2 separate regions of the Homo sapiens genome follow, and region 2 is linked to region 1. Evidence: chromatin contacts called from ENCODE Hi-C or POLR2A ChIA-PET data. All regions are on one chromosome and are shown on one strand. Each heading gives the region's core, a stretch centred on a gene start or an enhancer-like site at or near the end of the contact. The rest is flanking DNA. Distances are from core to core; before and after follow the strand shown. Region 1 overlaps BHMT (betaine--homocysteine S-methyltransferase). Region 2 overlaps JMY (junction mediating and regulatory protein, p53 cofactor).

Region 1 (6,438 bases), core at 2,717-5,216:
TTCACATATATTCGTATATATATTCACATATATTCGTATATATATTCGTATATATATTCGTATATGTATATTCGTATATATATTCGTATGTATATTCATATATATTCGTATGTATATTCATGTATATTCGTATGTATATTCATGTATATTCGTATGTATATTCATATGTATATTCGTATATATGTATATTCATATGTATATTCATATATGTATATTCATATATATTCATATATTCATATATATTCGTATATATATTCTTATATATATTCATATATATATTCATATATATTCATATATATTCATTTATATTCATATATTCATATATATTCATATATATTCACATATATTCACATATATTCATATATATTCACATATATTCATATATATTCACATATATTCGTATATATTCACATATATTCGTATATATTCGTATATATTCGTATATATTCATATATATATTCGTATATATTCATATATATATTCGTATATATTCATATATATATTCGTATATGTATTCGTATATATATATTCGTATATGTATTCGTATATGTATTCGTATATATATATTCGTATATGTATTCGTATATATATATTCGTATATGTATTCGTGTATATATATTCGTATATATTCGTTTATATATTCGTATATATATTCGTATATATTCATATATATATTCGTATATAATATATATATTCATATATGTATATTCATATATATATTCATATGTATATTCATATATATTCATATATATGAATATATATTCATATATATATATATATATATACATGAAGTGTCAATAATTCATTTTATGTTAGATTCTTGTTTACGCTTGAGTGCTGCAGACCATAGGTATTGCTGCAGTCAGAACCCTCACAGGTGAGAGCCAATGAAGGCCTACGTTCACTGCTCAAGGCAAGGGGCAAAGGTCCTGAACTTGTCCTGTGTCTGATGTGAGTCAGCCAAAATCAGAGTGTCAGCACCATACTGGGTAGCCCAATCTCACCAGATCTTGGGATAAAATACAGTTCCTGCCAGCAGAAGCCATCCTATCACCAGGGCTCCCTCCTGGAACCAGGACCAACATAAAGCCTTAGGCTTCTTAGGGCACTTGGTCACTCCAGGAGTGGGGTGGGTGTGAGGGACATGGTACGGGGATGTACAGGGTCACTGAACACTCAGAAGGAGACAAATGAGGACTGGGTCCCATGCTGACTGGTCCAGGCTTGGGGTTCCCTTCCTAGATGGCACAGCTGGCCCTGGCTGCTCTCAGCCACTGGAGGAGGATGTAAACAATTTTGAGGAAGGTGCCTCTGACAACCAGGATCCATGTGGGACCTGCTCCAGACCTGGGGCATCTGCCTGAATGGCCATGGGAAGTGGCTTGGGGCCTGAGGTACAGGGTCCGGGCCACGGACCGCTGGCTTGGGTCTACAGGCCAGGCTGATATCATGTGCCTGAATGCTGGGGAGTAGTCCAGGCTGGAGAGAGAAATCTGGGAGTCATCAAGCTGCTGAGAATGGCCTGATGGAAGGAAAAAAATCCTGAGGTGTCTAGCTCCCAAATTCCACTCTCCTATTCTCAAAATGTGAGAAGCCAGCTCTCTCCCTTCCTAGGTAGATGAAGGACTCTAAACCAAAAATTACTCACTTGATGATTTTTAGAATATTTAGCTTATGCAAATCTACAAAGAATTCTGAACCTTGAAAATAGAAACAGTTCATAATATGAAAAACCACAGACCCAAGTCTCCTTAGAAAACAGTACCTGTGGGGAGGAATGACATTTTCATTTTTCAGCACCAGGCTGAGTCTAGGGTAGTAACATTTTCCCTGCCCTCTGAACAGTGTTACTTGTTTTAGTCGGCTGTCTGTTTAGCCAGGGGAATAATTAATTAACAATTTCAGTCCGCTGGAAACATACCACCAAGTGGCATTCAGTAAATATTTATTGACAATGATGAGGCTATTATTTATTTATATCATCAAATCGCAAACAACTGTGGAGTTTTCCAGCAAGGCATTAGAAACTTGTTATCCTACAGTTGAGAAAATTGAAGGACAGAGAAGTGGGGTGATTTACCCAATGTTCTGCAGGGAGTTGGGGCAAAGCTAGGACTTGCACCCCAAAGTCTTGATTCTAAATGTCTTCCTTGCTTTTTCTGCTATGTGCCACTAGTGTTTTTGAGCCATAGGTGAATTCCACTAAGCTACCTCAGGTGTTTAGGACGTTAACTTTTGCAAAGAACAGTAAAATCTCATTAAGTCAGAATAATTGGAAGAATGACCAGGCTGACTTGAGAAAAAGTCTGAACTATTTAAAAAGATATTCAGCTTTTTCCTTTCAAGATCATGTAGTAAATTGGAACAAATAACCACAGAATGGGGCCAAGCAGAGGTCTTACTGAACCTGCCCAAAAGAACAAACTGGAATAATTTCTGAAGGGTACATTAACAGTTTGCATGCAAGTGATGACTGCTAAAGATAGTTCAGGCATTTAGAGAAATATCTTTTTATTAAAAATAAGTGAAATGTTTCCCTTAATACATTTCATGTAAGTATTTACATAGGAAACTTTCATAAATTTATTTATTTTTATTTTTATTTATTTATTTTTTTGAGATGGAGTTTCACTCTTGTTGCCCAAGCTAGAGTGCAGTGGTGCGATCTCGGCTCACTGCAACCTCCGCCTCCCAAGTTCAAGTGATTCTCCTGCCTCAGCCTCCCAAGTAGCTGGGATTACAGGCGCCTGCCACTACGCCCAGCTAAGTTTTGCGTTTTTAGTAGAGATGGGGTTTCACCATGTTGGCAGGCTAGTCTTGAACTCCTGACCTCAAGTGATCTGCCTGCCTTGGCCTCCCAAACTGCTGGGATTATAGGCGTGAGCCACCGTGCCCAGCCTGGAAGCTTTAATAAATTTAAATGTAAACATCTAACCATCTAACCACAAGTTAAAATGATCATGCGTTTGATTTCATGGCATATAAATTAACCTGTTTTTACTGTTTTGCTGTACATGACTTGTTTGGTATTATTCCTGTAACTCACAGCAGCATAAATGATGACATCTGTCTCTCTCATTTTCCATCATCTTAATTTTTCATCTATCCAATGCCAACAGAATGCCTCCAGCTGCTTGAAAACCGGAAGCATTTTCTGGCCATTCCTTTCTCTCACCACACTCCCACCAATTTTACCAAAGGATCCTACCCTTCCTGTTACCATTTTTGAGAATTCTTTGCATTTGCCTGCCTTTCATCATTTTCTGTTCAAACACTAAATATTCCTTCCTGAAGATGTTTAGAAATATTATACCTTGCTATCTCTAATTCTGTCGTTTAACATCCCACCAGGCATACTATTTCTGAAGCCGTTCATAAGTCCTATTTTTCTCTCTTGAAATTGACTTCTTCCTCCTTTGTTATCTAAGAGCCAGGGTCCTTGACCTGGCAGGTAACACGTGGGAGGTTCCAGACTGACTGAGTGGATGTTATTGACTATCAAGGAGGCTATTTGGGAGAACAGTCTATAAAGCCCTCAAGCCCTTCAGTGTGCTGAAGGCTGGAAAAAAAAAAACGTTTCTGGGGAAAATGGGGATCTAGTTGGAGATGCATAAAGCCTGCCTGCCTGCCTGCTCTCCTGCAGTCCCTCCCCGCCCTCCTTCCTCCCTCCCTGCCTCTCTCCTCCCTCCCTCCCTCTCTCCTTTCTTTCCTTCCCTCCCGTTCTCCCTCCCTTTTTCCCTCCCTTTCTCCCTTCCTTCCTCTTTTTTAATTCCTGACTCAAACTTGTTAAAGGCTTTTCTTGATGGGTGCGTTGTCCTGGATGTGATTCAAAGATCCACATGTCTTAAGAAAAAACTGACCAAAACTGTTAGAGCTTAGCCTGATGAAATAACTTAAGTTCAAACAAAATAAGGTTACTCATGCATTTCCTGCTGGCGACCTGCTGCCCCCATCTGGAGAAGTTGGGAACGGATGTTCTTGATTCATTCCTGCGCAGTTCTTGTTTCCTTTAGGGGTCTGCGTTGGCTTGGCTGTCTTATCCAAAGGTGGTTTGCTACAGTGTGTAGAAGTGTCAGAGTACAAACTGCAAACAGTTTATTTAGTGAGTTCATGTTTACTCTGAGTAACGCCAAAGACCTTTATTTTATTCCTGGCTGGAGGATGACTCCTTAGTTTTGTGGACCATCTGTTCTGGTACTGCCCCCCAGCTTCCCCAACCCTTCCTACAAAAGGCTAAGCTAAAGCCGTCTTTCTTGACAGCCTTGGAATAGTGAGAAGTGCTTCCTGACTTTGCATCCTGCCTTGGTAATCTTATCCTTAAAAGGATAGTTTGGACTTTTGATCTCTAAGGTCCCTCTGGTTCGGAGTCCATAAAAAATATTTACCAGTGAGAAATGTCTATTTAACATAAATCAACTCTTAGGTATTAAATGAGCTTTCTCTCTTAATGAACAAGATTTCTGGAAATAAAATGCACATGTTTGGAGGAGGGACTGAAATTTTAAAAACAATTTCAAAATATGAACTATACCACTAGGAGGCAGTGTTGACATATAATTTAATTCAAGAATGTCTTTACCATAGCTCCTTTTCAGAAAAATATTTTAAAAAACGATGGATATAAAAATGATTAAAGGTTATAATATTTTGGTGGCAACAAAACTCTGAAAAGAATATTAAAGGAACATGCATTTTACACAGTAATAGAACAGCAAGTCCAATAAAATGTCATCTGTGAGTGAAAGCTTTAAATACTGAGCTTGGTTTGAGAATATAAGAGAAATGATAGATAACAACTTTGCCAAAAAAAAAAACAAAAAACAAAAAACAAGTGGAGTTCACTCTTGTTTCCACTAGCCATATGCAGCCTCTGAAAGTTGTGCTGCTTTGGCTCTGTTTCTGTGCATTGAGGGATTAGGGGTGGATTATTAACTCTTAGTAACAAAATTCTAGCAATTTCTTTGCCTTTCCATTTATTTATTTATTTGACAGAGTCTCACTCTGTCTCCCAGGCTGGAGTGCAGTGGTGCAATCTCAGCTCACTGCAGCCTCTGCCTCCCAGGTTCAAGTGATTCTCATGCCTCAGCCTCCCGAATAGCTGGGACTACAGGTGTGTGCCACCACACCTGGCTAATTTTTGTATTTTTAGTAGAGACAGGGTTTCACCATGTTGGCCAAACTGGTCTTGAACTCCTATCCTCAAGTAATCCGTCCACCTCCCAAAGTGCTGGGATTACAGGCGTAAGCCACCACACCTGGCCTATTTTTGTTTTCTAGAATTCCCTGACTGGCTCTCCAGAAAGAGCCAGTAGGGCCTCTTTTCCTTTTAAATACTGCCACCTGCTCCTTTAAAATTCCAGCATACTTGTGAAGTAGGTTTTTCTTTTAAATAGGTGAAGAAATTGAGGTATAGAGGTTTCATGTAAGACTTAGCAAATTGTAGAACCAGGATAAGAATAAAATACAAGCAATATAGTCTCATTGCTCTTCTTTTTAATAGCTGAAAAGAATTACAATTTCAAAACAGCTCAAACAATTCAATAATGTTTAGAAAGCTGCATGACCTCTTTTCTAATACACTGAGGGTAGTCATGTTTCTTCTAATAGTCTTGTATCTTCAGGCTTGAGCTTTTGTAGGAGAGTAGATATTAAATTATCAGAGAAAAATATCATAGTTCTCAATCTAGGAAACCAGGCTAGAGTTTGGAGAATCTCTACTTTTTTCTTATTATATTTTTTAAAAGCTACCAACTAATACAAGCTCACTCTGCTCAGCCTTATGGCCCAGAGGCACTAGGTGGATCCAGTGTTGACTAGGATGGAGAGGGCTGAAATATCCATCTCTCCTCCCCTCCTCCCCATTGGTCTATGTCTTTTACTGGTAGAAAAGTGGGTCACGAAACAGAAGAACTCTGAGAGCAGGACTCTGGGTATTGGATATTTATTGATCAGGTCTCATATGACTGACCTACTTATAAGAATAAACTTAAACAGGATGGTCTCCTTAAGTGTCTTGTAGCAATATTTTTCAAACTGTGGATCCAAACCCAGTAGTGGGTCATAAAAATCCATTTGAAAAGTCTCAACTAGCATGTTTTATAAATGAAATAGAATGAAAAGGAATGGAACAGAAAATACTAGGATGGATCACACATTTAATTTCGACAGTAAGATGTGATGTGTTTTGCTGGGTCATTATATAAATTGTGTTTGTTACTAAGGGTCATGTTCAAAAGAACTTGGAAGCCCCTTTCCATAGCGCTTTATCTGTCCCTGGCTGGTTGCTGAGTCCTTTATGACAGTTCATGTCTCATCCTCTTTGCTAGCCTACCAACTTCTTCAAGTGGCATTAACATCTGAATTACTTTTCCTGTGCAGCAGTGATTTCCATAATACTTTTCACAGGGTGGGTGCTTAGTGAACCTGTTCAAGATTTAC
Region 2 (6,438 bases), core at 2,445-4,944, 120 kb before region 1:
AGGCCCCACCTTGCCCCTGCAGGCTCGGAGGTGTCTGCTCCCACTGCCTGGACTTTCCTCAATATCAGCGCCTGTTCCACTCACAAGGCAAAGTTGAGGCCAACCCTAGGTCTGTCACAACCTGGCTGGGTGTGCACAGGCTCGGGGGCAGTGCTGACACACCAGCCCCTGCCACTTCAGCCTGCTGCGGACTTTGGGCACCAATGAGCACAGAAGAGAGGCCAAGGGGGTGCTGAGGGCAGCTCAGCGCTGGCCCACAGACACTCCTTGGCACAAACAGCCTGGGCACCATAAATGGCAGCAGGAGGCAGACAAGCTCCTGGGCAGGAGTGGGTGAGTCCTTGGTGAAGCACCACCTTCAAGTCGGGGAGGGCCTGAAGCCTGGGTGTCAGACTGCTGATCCTACTGACTGGGGTGGGAACTTGTGGTGCCTTTTCCAGGCCCGCCCATGTTTGCCCACGGACCATTTCGCACACACTTCCTCCCCTGAGGCCCATAAAAGCCCCATATTCAGCCAGATGATGGGAGAGCAGCTGCAGAGAGAAGCTGCCCACCCCAGGGTCTCCTCTCTGCTGAGGGCTGAAGAGACGACCAGATAGCCAGCTGGAGAGATGAACTACCCTCTCTTCTGAGAGCTGGACACTCGTCGGGATGACCTGCCCAGCAGAGAAAAGCTACCCTCTCTACTGAGAGCTGAAGAAATGATGGGACAACCAGCTTCAGAGAGGAGCTACCCTCTCTGCTGAAAGCTGAACACTCATCGGGACATGCTGGCTACGGAGAGGAGCTGCCCACTACAGGTCTCCTCTGAGTTGTTCTATTGCTCAATAAAGCTCCTCTTTGTCTTGCTCACTCTCCACTTGTCTCTTGTCTGTGTACTTCATTCTTGCTGGATGCAGGACAAGAACTCAAGACCCAGGGAATGGCAGGGCTAAAAGAGCTGTAACACAAACAGGGCTGAAACACCCCTTGCCCACAATGTTACAGCCAACAAGAGGACAGAAGAGCTGTGGCCCTCTGGGGAGCCCAGACCTAGGAGCTCCCCAAGCCAGAGCGGTGACACCCTCTTTAAGGCGCTGCAGTTCCTGGAGTCTCCAAGCTTCCAGGCACCACACTGCATTCCCTGGTGTCAGCCATGGAAACTGCTTATGGTATCCCTGGTCCAGCCACAGCCTCATAGGGAGCTGGTGCCAGTACTGGCACCTGGAGCTGCCCGCCCCACCACCGCCAGAGTGCCTGGTTGTATGCAGTGGCCAGACCCCACGCTCACTAACACACCCCTCACCGCTCCATGACTGGCTCTCCCTTGGCAGGCATGGGACCCAGACTGGTAGCAGGAGCTGAGCACAGCCTGCCAGGCTGAGTGGGTAGAATGAGCCCAGCAGGCCAGAGGAAAACTCAGGCAAAGGCACCACTGGCCACACAAGTTTCTGGCTGGTGAGGCGACACCCCAAGGATCCCGTAACACCACTGTACTCCAGCCAGAGGGAGACCCTGTCAAAAAAAAAAAAAAAACAACAAAAACAAAAAAAGCCCTAATATCTGAATTTATAAAGTAATGCTCCAAACTGATATTTTTATTTCTTTTTAGTTCAAAGATAAATATTGTAGAAACTGATATTTAAAATGATTTTCAGATTCTTTCCTTTGTAGATAAGTAGTAAATTTCAGTAAATTTGACTGTGTTCTACCCCTGGGAAAATACATACCTCTCATTAAAATGTACATACACACTCTGTACATACATGTTATGTATAAAAAATCAAAGGCCGGGCACAGTGGCTCATGACTGTAATCCCAGCACTTTGGGAGTCTGAGGCAGGCGGACCACTTGAGGTTAGGAGTTCAAGACCAGCCTGGCCAACATGGTGAAACCCTGTCTCTACTAAAAACACAAAAATTAGCCAGGTGTTGGGGTGCATGCCTATAATCCCAGCTACTCAGGAGGCTGAGGCAGGAGAATTGCTTGAACACAGGAGGCAGAAGTTGCAGTGAGTCGAGACTGCACCACTGCACTCCAGCCTGGGCAACAAGAGTAAGACTCCGTCTCCAAAAAAAAAAGATAATCTGTTTTCATCTCTTAGGGACTTACAATGCACTTTAAGGGGCATGAGGGGTCCGTAAAGAGAAAAACCAGGGTGGCAGTTATGGATGATATCAGCTGTCAACATAAAGCCTCTTTGATTTCTGAATTTCTAACACAATTTCTGATTTTTTCTTGTTTGTTTGAGACAGGGTCACGCTGCTGCCCACGCTAGCATGCAGTGGTGCAATCATGGCCTACTGCAGCCTCGACATTCCTGGTTTCAGGTGATCCTCCCACCTCAGCCTCACAAGCAGCTGAGACCACAGGCTTACATCACCATGCCTGGCAAATTTTTGTAGTTTTTGTAGAGACAGGGTTTCACCATGTTCACCACGCTGCTCTTGAACTCTTGGACTCAAGCAATCCGCTCACCTCAGCCTCCCAAAGTACTAGGATTATAGACATGAGCCACCATGTCCAGCCTCTGATTTCTTACAGTGGTCAGAAATGACTTTCTATAGGGAAGGGACCTGATCTGGCCCTACCTAGAAAGAAGTATGGAACTTAGCCGGGCATGGTAGCTCACGCCTGTAATCACGGCTACTTGGGAGGCTGAGGCAGGAGAATCACTTGAACCTGGGAGGTAAAGATTGCAGTGAGCCGAGATCGCACCACTGCACTCCAGCCTGGGTGACAGAGTGAGTGAGACTCCATCTCAAAAAAAAAAATAAAATCAAATAAAATAATAATAATAATAAAATAAGGAATGTGGAACTTAACCAAAAAAAAAAGGCAGTGGTGATGGTGTACATAATGGAGCAAAAATAGGACTGTGTATAGTGACTTCAGCAAATAATGCATTTAAAAGGCTTGGCTATGGCTGGGCCTGGTGGCTCATGCCTGTAATATCGGCTAGTTACTAGGGAGGCTGAGGTGGGAGGATGAATTGAGCTCAAGACTTGAGACTGCAGTGAACTATGATCGCAACCCTAGGCGATGGAGAACCTGTCAAGCAAGAAAGAAATGAAAGGAAGGGTGGGGGAGGGAGGAAGGCAGGAAGGTCAGCACAATGGGAACAGGTGCAGAAAAGAAAGAAAGAAGGACAGGTGCAGTGGTTCAGGTCTGTAATCCCACCACTTTTGGAGGCCAAAAAGGAACAATCACTTGAGGCCAACAGTTCGAGACCAGCCTGGATAACACAGACTCCATCCCTAAAAAACATTTTTTAAGTTAGCTAAGGGGAATAGGACAGAGCAAGATGATGCAAATTACCCTTTACGAGACTCTGCACATTCTCAGCTGTGGTAGCTATGGGGTGGGGCGAGACTACTTCTGCTTGATTCCTGGCACCAGGTTAGCTATCAGGTCAGCCACGGTGGGGTAGAACACCAAGTGGGCTCATGGGGTCCCTGATTCCAGGACTTGACTCTTGGATGGCATTTCTGAACCTGCCCTGGACTATAGGAGAAGCTACTGCCCTGAAGGGTGGTTGAAAGGTGAGTCCCAGGCCAGGCAACATTCACCACAAACTGACTTAAGAGCCCTTGGGCCTGAAGGGAACATCAGCAGCAGTCTGCCAGTACTCCCCCTGGGCTTGTTCCTCTGGGATGAGGTTCCTCTGCCACTGGGAAGGGGAGGGAAAAGTGGGAAGGACTCCACCTAGTGGTGTGAGTGCCAGCTCAGCTGCCATACAATAGAACACCAGGTAGACTTCCAAGGTTTCTGATTCTAGTCCCTGGCTTCCAGAAAGGACCCATCAGGGACCTGGGGGAATTCTTCCCTCTGAAGGGAAGGGCACAGGCCTGGCTGGCTGGCTTTGCCACTTGCTGATTGTAGAGCCCTAGGGCCTTGAATGAACGTAGGCGGTAGCCAGGGAGTGGTTATAGCAGGCCTTGGGGGAGACCCAGTGCTGTGCTGGCTTCAGGTCTGACTCAGCACAGTCCCAGTGGTGATGGCCACAGGAGTGCTTGTGTCCCTCCACCCCCAGGTCTAGATGGCTCAGAACAGAGAGAGAAACTCTGTTGTTAAGGATAAAGTAAGGGAAGAGAACAAGAGTCTTTGCCTGGTAATCCAGTGAATTCTTTCACATCTTGACCAAGACCATCAAGGTGGTACCTTTATGAGTCTGCAACAACCACAGCAATATTGGGCTTGGGGTGTCCCCTAAAACAGATACAGCTTACATCACAACACCCAAGTCCTTTAGAATATGTGGAAAGCCTTCCCAAGAAGGACAGGTACAAACAAACCCAGACAGTGCAGATCACAGTAAATACCTAACTCTTCAATGCTCAGACACAGATGAACATCTACAAGTACCAAGATGATCTAGGAAAACATGACATCACTAAATGAACTATTAATAAATAAGCCACCAGGAACCAATCCTATAGAAACAGAGATATGTGGCCAGGTGCAGTGGCACACTCCTGTAATACCAGAACTTTGGGAGGCCGAGGCAAGCAGATCAATTGAGGTCAGGAGTTCCAGACCAGCCTGGCCAACATGGCGAAACCCCATCTCTACTAAAAATACAAAAATTAGCCAGGCGTGGTGGTGGGTGCCTGTAATCCCAGGTACTCAGGAGGCGGAGGCAGGAGAATCCCTTGAACCTGGGAGGTGGAAGTTGCAGTGAGTCGAGATGGCACCACTACAAGACCCTGTCTCAAAAAAAAGGAGAGAGAGATATGTGACCTTTCAGACAGAGAATTCAAAGTAGCTTTTTTGGGGGGAAACTAAAAGAATTTCAAGATAACACAGAGGAGGAATTCAGATTTCTATCAGACAAACTTAATAAAGAGATTGAAATAAAAGAACCAAGCAGAAATTCCAGAGCTAAAAAACACAATTGGCATATTGAAGAATGAATGCATCAGAGGCTTTTAATGACAGAACTGATCAAGCAGAAGAAAGAAATAGTGAGCTTGAAGACAGACTATTTGAAAATACAGTCAAGAGGAAAAAAAAAAGAGAAAACAATGAAGTGTGACTGCAGGATTTAAAAAATAGCCTCGAAAGGGCAAATCTAAGAGTTATTGGCCTTAATGAGGAGGTAGAGAGATGGGGTAGAAAGTTTATTCAAAGGGATAATAACACAGAACTTCCCAAACCTAGAGAAAGATACCAATATCCAAGTAAAAGAAGGTTATTATAGAACACCAAGAAGACTTAACTAAAGACTACAAGGCATTTAATAATCAAACTTCCAACAGTCAAAGATAAAGAAAAGATCCTAAAAGAAGTGAGAGAAAAGAAACAAATAACATACAATGAGGCTCCAATACATCTGGTAGCAGACTTTTCAGTAGAAGCCTTACAGGCCAGGAGAGAGCGGCATGACATAAAGTGCTGAAAGAAAAATCTTTTACCCTAGAATAGAATACCAGCAAAAATATCCTTTCAAACTTGAAGGAGAAAATAAAGACTTTCCCTGACAAAAGCTGAGGAATTTCATTAACACCAGACCTGCTCTACAAGAAATGCTAAAGGGAGTACTTCAATCAGAAAGAAAAGGACATTAATGAGCAATAAAAAAGTCATCTACCAAGCTGGGGCGTGATGGCTCATGCCTGTAATCCCAGCACTTTGGAAGGCTGAGGCGGGCAGATCACGAACGAGGTCAGGAGTTTGAGACAAGCCTTCCCAACATCGCGAAACCCCGTCTCTACTAAAAATACAAAAAAAAAAAAAATAGCTGGGCGTGGTGGTGGGCACCTGTAATCCAGCTACTCAGGAGGCTGAGGCAGGAGCATCATTTGAACCTGGGAGGAGGAGGTTGCAGTGAGCCAAGATCAAGCCACTGCACTGTAGCCTGTGTGACAGAGCAAGACTCTGTCTTTAAAAAAAAAAAAAAAAAAAAGTCATCTACCAGCACTTTCAGGGGACAGGATGGGTGGATCACTTGAGCCCAGTATTTCGAGACCAGCCTGGGCAACATGGCAAAACCCCATTTCTACAAAAAAATAAAGAGTGGTGGCATACACTTGTGGCCCCAGCTACTAGGGAGGTTGAGATGGGGGCACTGCTTGAGCCTGCACTCCACTGCATGCCACTGTACTCCAGCCTAGACAGAGTGAGACCCTGTCTCAAAAAAGAAAAATCATCTGAAAGTACAAAACTCACTGATAATAGTAAGTAAACAGAAAAACAGATTATAACACTGTAACTGTGGTGTGTAAGCTACTCTTATCTTAGAAAGATTAAATGATGAACCAGGCTGGGCGGTGGCTCACGCCTATAATCCCAGCACTTTGGGAGGCTGCGGTGGGCAGATCATGAGGTCAGGAGATCAAGACTATCCTGGCTAACACGGTGAAACCCCATCTCTACTAAAAACACAAAAAACCAGCTGGGCTTGGTGGCGGATGCCTGTAATCCCAACTACTCAGGAGGCTGAGGCAGAAGAATCGCTT

What was found. A loop is a pair of places that touch in the nucleus more often than their neighbours do. ChIA-PET counts read pairs that join two places held with the same protein, here RNA polymerase II (POLR2A). Pooled maps may share reads with other maps.
Region 2: a map of mammary epithelial cell shows a loop between it and region 1 (4-fold over the local background). The contact joins two enhancer-like sites. A Hi-C loop is called at or near these places in 3 of 168 maps with a recorded cell type or tissue (Calu3, gastrocnemius medialis and mammary epithelial cell), 2 of 37 single-sample maps with no recorded cell type and 7 of 50 pooled maps. POLR2A ChIA-PET finds 5 or more read pairs at or near these places in 2 of 52 experiments (K562 and WTC11).

What each region holds. Positions count from the first base shown.
Region 1 is chr5:79,131,324-79,137,761 of GRCh38, reverse strand. It overlaps BHMT (betaine--homocysteine S-methyltransferase), which reads right to left. Exons shown (of 8, transcript NM_001713.3): 8 at 5,474-6,438. Among named protein-coding and RNA genes, the nearest start is that of BHMT, 23 kb to the right of the region's middle. Within about 2 kb of position 3,966, at least 25 of the 41 ENCODE cell types and tissues checked have a DNase peak (open chromatin) inside an H3K27ac peak, as active enhancers do.
Region 2 is chr5:79,253,392-79,259,829 of GRCh38, reverse strand. All of the region lies in intron 1 of JMY (junction mediating and regulatory protein, p53 cofactor), which reads right to left. Among named protein-coding and RNA genes, the nearest start is that of JMY, 20 kb to the right of the region's middle. RefSeq lists enhancers at 1-400, 1,061-1,722, 3,666-4,454. Within about 2 kb of position 3,694, at least 2 of the 41 ENCODE cell types and tissues checked have a DNase peak (open chromatin) inside an H3K27ac peak, as active enhancers do.